Regions from separate parts of the Homo sapiens genome. Here region 2 is linked to region 1. The links are chromatin loops, found by intact Hi-C in ENCODE. Cell type or tissue: heart right ventricle. All regions are shown on one strand. Each heading gives the region's core, and the rest is flanking DNA. Links, peaks and the distances in the headings are about the cores only.

The links. Peaks named below come from ENCODE experiments on the same cell type or tissue, not always from the same donor. Only the 100,000 strongest peaks of a DNase experiment are listed, where the experiment ranks them.
Region 2: it touches region 1 in a loop (4-fold over the local background); 39 of 110 quality-filtered maps call a loop at or near these places.

What each region holds. Positions count from the first base shown.
Region 1 is chr13:102,456,072-102,458,995 of GRCh38, forward strand. No RefSeq gene overlaps it. Among named protein-coding and RNA genes, the nearest start is that of FGF14-AS2, 63 kb to the left of the region's middle. In heart right ventricle, for the core only: CTCF peaks have their summits at 1,434 (motif pointing left) and 1,633; a DNase peak (open chromatin) is centred at 1,450.
Region 2 is chr13:102,140,260-102,143,183 of GRCh38, forward strand. It overlaps a transcript of FGF14 not described here. Among named protein-coding and RNA genes, the nearest start is that of MIR4705, 96 kb to the left of the region's middle. In heart right ventricle, for the core only: CTCF peaks have their summits at 1,570 (motif pointing right) and 1,770; no DNase peak of the experiment used is centred there; H3K27ac peaks cover 411 bases.

The DNA.
Region 1 (2,924 bases), core at 97-2,596:
AGATAATTTGGCAAATGATGAAAGCTTATTAAGATGGAAGAGACTAGGGTGTATTTAAAAAGCTGATGGGAAAGAGATCAAGGCAAAGCAAAGGGTTGAAGACACAGAAGAAAGAGAAGGTGATGACGGAGAAGTCCCTGAGCCAGCTGGACAAGATGGAATCCTGAACGTCAGTGATGAGATGGGTCTCTTCTATTCTGACAAGAGGTAGGTAAAATTGATCAGTATAGTAGAGGCTTGAATCTGGACAGGTGGTTGTATGCATGAGGGGTAATTCTATAGACTATTACTCAACACTGGGGTGCAATTTCACATTGCTTTAATGTCTCCACATTAAATTTCATCTGGCTTGGCATCCAAATGGCAGATTGACACAAAGTCCATTTTTAAACTCTTGGGGATTCTCCCACTTCCCATTAGATATTCAAAGAAAAGGAATATCTTCCATGTCCCAGAGGTGGCTTCCTCCAAATGTGCACTCCTAAGAGGAGAAATGTCTTGATGTCGCTGAGCTCCCGCAGGTGCTAGTGGCCCTTCTTTCTCTGATTTTGCAACCTGCCCTCCCAATCACAACAAAATAGGGCTGTCACCAGCTGCAGGCTCAGACCAGTCAGGTTCTTTGATGGCTCGTGTCTCCACCTCCTCTTCTACATGGTACCTGCATCCGGCACCCCAGCCACAGCACTAGGCACAGTGCTAGGGATTCCTGTGCCAAAACATGCATGTCACCTGCCCATAACGAAATCCACACCCACCTTGCCCTTTCTCCTGGAATTTGGGGATAATCACAGAGTTCACTGCTTTTTGTTTCATTCCCTGAAACACCAACTTTTTCTCTCTAAAATTACACGTTTGCCCAAGACAAAACCTTGGACTTTTGAGACATAAAGAAATTTTTTTCTCTTCTCTAAGAGACAGTAAGACTTAGATCCTAAAAACATAAGGGCTTTTATCCTCTGTCTGAGAAGGGGTGGAAGGGAAAAATCTCCATCATTCCACATGGATGAGTAAACCAGCTCTCCACATACCCAACAGCAAAAAAGAACGTTTTTTGGCTGAAGGAGGAAAGAAACTGATAGCACTATCTTTAGCAGGTCACCCCCACTACTTGTCTTAATTCAAGTAGCCACATTACCAATGGGTGGCGTTGAACCTAGATCACTGGTATGTGATCTAGCCAAGAGGCTGTGGGCTAAGTTTGCACACCTGAGACAGGCAGCTCACATACCTGTGTGTCTTGTATATATGTGTAATGAATGATGGCGACTCTGCCCCATGGAAAGAAGTATCTGAGCCAGAGGCAGCCAGGGATTGTATCCGATTTCCAGGTCACCATGTCGTTTAGAGAGGGGACATGGAGGTAGGGAGGCTCATGCCCAACTCTGGGGACAAAGGAGAGAGTACTGGGGCAGCTGGTCTGCCTGTGCTTCAACAGTGACACCATGTGGCAGCAATGGCTACAGGGACTGCAGACAACCTTTAAACTTCCGGTTTCCTCTGTGCGAGGTGATTGACACGTCATCTAGGATAGCCTGAGATTCTTGACCTGTCATGTGGAGTGTGTGTGTGTGTGTGTGTGTGTGTGTGTGTGGTGTGCGCGCATGTATGTGTGCTTCAGGTGTGAAAATTGATAGAAGTAAAATTCCAGGGGTAAGAAAACAAAAAGATCTTCAAAGATTGTAAGAGGAGGGCCCGATTCCTTTGATTTGGAGAATAATAGAGATTTAACTGTTTTGTACCCCTGGTGGAACAGGGCATACTGGCTGCAGCTCTAAGACGGACCTTCCTTCACAATACCCGTTTACACTTAGTAGCCCCACTGGAGTTACAGAGGGAAATTTCCTAAGTCAGAACAGGGACATACACCACAGAGGAAAAGGTGTGGATTTTGACGTGAGGTAGACTTGGGTTTAAATCTCACTTCTTCCACTGATTAATTGTGTAACTTAGGGCATGTTCTCTTAACAATATGAGCCTCAGTTTCTATATCTACCAATGGAGGTGAGATATAGGATCAATGTCATAATTACAGTCATCAAGTGTTACCACAGTGAGAAATTTCACATCCTTTCTCCTCTTCTCATGATATGTTGAATTGTTGATTTGGCTGTCAGCATAAAAGTTTACAGCCAAGGTTACAACTGGCTTAATCCCTGAATGTTTATAACAATGACAAATTTGGAATAAATTACATGAAAGGGAAATAAATAAATATGATGAATTCATATTGAGAAATACTATGCAGGCATTAAAAATAAAGCCTTCAGCACATTTCAATGACATTAGAAAGCATTGACAGAATATTAAGTAAAAAAGGCAGCACATCAAGCCTCACATCATGTGTAATTTAACCAGGATCATATTTACATATATTCATATAGTATTCATATCCAAATATATGCCTTATATATGGAATTCAAAGGGCATTGAAATAGTTGCTTAAAGGAGATATGAAAATCTTAATAACTCCGCTGGGTGCAGTGGCTCACACCTGCTGTAATCCCAGCACTTTGGGAGGCCACAGCAGGCAGATCACCTGAGGTCAGGAGTTTGGGACTAGCCTGGCCAACATGGTGAAACGCCGTCTCTAATAAAAATACAAAAATTAGCCAGGCATGGTGATGCACCCCTGTAGTCCCAACTACTCAGGAGGCTGAGGTTGCAGAATCACTTGAACCAGGGAGGCGGAGGTTGCAGTCAAACGAGAACATGCCACTGCACTCCAGACTGGGTGACAGAACAAGACGATGTCTCAGAAAAATAAAAAAATAAAAAATCTTAGTAACTTATCTCTCTAGTTCATGGGATTCTAATTTGGGGGGAGAAACAGCTTCAGATTTTATAGTCATAAAGTAAATGACTTTTAAAAATGAAACGAAATAGAAGCACTGCTTTATGGCTTTTCTGTGTAATTTCGGCTACTG
Region 2 (2,924 bases), core at 152-2,651, 320 kb before region 1:
CTACCCAATACAGTATCTGGTATATAGCAGATACTCAATAATGTTAACTAATTTTGCTATTATATTTAACCAAAACAGACTCAGTGCTTTCTGTGTACTAGGCACAATGTTTGATGTTGGATCATTTCAGATGCAAAAGAAATGTGTGCCTAAGCCACCCAGGGATTTTCATATTTTTCTCCCCAACTTTTACTTCAAAAAGAAACAAAGTGTATCATTCCATTATTTTAGAGATAAAAGGCTGAAAACTACCTGTAAAAGGTAACAGACTGCTATGAAGGAAGTCCAGTGTGCATGTGATTTATCATTACCTATGCTGATAAGGGGAGTGAGAAAATAGGAAAATCCAAGGTATTTAAAGAAAGACAGCTGATACCTCTAAATAGGGATAAAGTAGCAGAACCTGAACTTAATAAAACCTCAAGATGAATATGAAAGAGGTCACAATTTTTTGAGGAGACTCCCTGACCCTTTAGCAGAAACTCTGCCCCCAGTACTCAATCTATAAACTGGGTTATGAGAAAATTCAAGAATAGAAACTGACAACATGCCTTGTTGTATTGTCGTATTACTTCGGCAAAAAGTGATAGAAACTAAACTCAAACCCAAATTAACCTAAGCATACTAAGAATGTATTGTGTTACCAAATCCAAGGATGAATTAAATGACCAAAAAAAGAAAAGTGGGGTTATAGGAAGAGCAGACAGCTGCATCCTCACAACAGAAACCAGAGGCATTAATGCCACCAAAATTTTCTTTCCCATTCTTAACTCACCACCAACATTTGACAGTAAACATGGCTACCAATAGTTTTTCAGAAAATATATTGTAGGGCTTCCTCTACTAGAAATAGACCTACTCTCTTTATCAGCACTAGTTTCAGAAATCCCAGGGGAGGATTCTAGTTGGCTTGGTTTGGACAGGGAGTCTATTCCTGGCCCAATCAACTTTGGTCACCCAGGAAAATGGACGTGTTGAATGAAGGCAGTGACTGTTTCAGAGACACGAAACAGAACTGGTTGTACACCCAGTAGATGTTCAGTGGAGCCATGAGTTCAAGAGCCATTTCTATCTGGGCCTTTTCTATGAGGGTCAGTTACTGCTACGTTAAACAAGACAGTTTTCTCTTTCATGTAGCTTTCTAGTGATACTTATCAGTACAAAAACAAGAAACAGTTTATGAACGAATGCAGCAATTTAGAAGAGTTTTTAAAACAGATTTCAAGACGAGAAAATGCATTTGTGGAAAATGTACTTACTTTTTCTCAAAGAATAACAGCATTTTGCTGGACAAAAGGAACCTGAAAATCATGAGGAGTTATACTATTGTAATTTCAGAAGTTTCTCTAGCTAGATAACTGCTAGGGTTATTTCTCCAATACATAATTGTGATGCATTTGGAAAACATATTAAGCTCAATTACATAGGATTTTTCTTTAAGTATAGGTATGAGTTAACACTATTTAGTTATTTGGATGCTGAATCATAATGTACCGAAAGAAAAAAAGAGGCAGCTTTCTCTGACTTACTGCATAAATTTATGCATCTACCACTAGAGGGCACAAATAAGGCTGTTTTCTGGGAAAAGGTTTTGAAAATGACAAAATTCCATATTTTGGAACGGTGACTGAGTTAAGATATGTAGATATGCATGTTTTCTTTAAATCTGAGAAGAAAAATCAAAACATACTCATACTTCACCGTGTACCATTTTGTTCTCTTCCCTCTTTCTCTCAAAAATAAAGTACACATGCATGAGGGAAATAAGAAATATCAATGGTTCATAAGATTTTAGACACAAATAATAAAAATTAAATGGCTACCAAGAAATAGACTAGCACATAAAAATACTGCTACAGCAACATGGCAAAATGCCACAAATTAGCAAAAGTATTCATATTTGTCTACACCACACTTACAATCTTTGGAGTGATTTTCTCCTAAATCATCAAGCACAATACAGTTCACAAAACTGATCCCAAATCTTGCAAATATTAGATATATATTGCATCTTTTCTTAACAAATGTAGCACTGTGGTAAAAATAGGATATGATTTGGTTGCATTTTCACACAATACTGTGCTTGAGTCATGCTCGCAGAATACCTCCATCTGCAACAGCTGTTTTACTCCTTAAAAAAAAAAATGGAAAAGGAAAAAACCCAACTTCTCCAGAATAAGCAAACAGTCCCTAATCTTGTCACCCTGGATGTCTGACAAGTACTAATAACTATGACTAGGTTTTGATAACTTCCTTGATTTGTTTTCAGGGTTATTATTATTTTGCTGGAAAAGGGCCTTGTGAGAGCCAATGATTGTATTGGAAATAAAGCCAAAACAAAGTTCAAAGCTTGCTGAGATGCCTCTAAGGTAGAAAGGGTAGCAAGGTGAATGGCATGATGAGGAAAGTGAAAATGCTGTCGCAAATTGGATAAAAGTGATGAGTTGGTAGCTTCCATACCTTTCACACCTTGATGTTTCCCATCACTAATTCACAGTAGCATCAAGAATGTATCAAAATGTAGCTTGTCTTCACTTTATTAAAATTTCTCTAAAACACAAATTTTGAATGTTATAAACAAGGAGTTAATAGATGTTCATTCAATCACTCAGCTTAGTCCCTTCCAATGTTTCCTTTAAAAACAACATACGCTTTTATTCTCTTTTTAAAAAATGCTCTACTAAAATCTACACACCTTCTGCACCTTCTATAAACATTTTGCTCTAGTCCAATCCTGTTTCCTTTCCTGCTTCAGGTTTTGTCATTTTCCTCCTGATGCCAACTTGAGATTCCACCATGGTTTATCCCCATACATGGCTGAATCCACAGAAAATGGCAATTATGACACAGATACCCACTTATCCTCCCAGTGATGGTCATGCATGTAGCAATAAGAATCCTTTTTAAGAAACAGCACGTCTCAA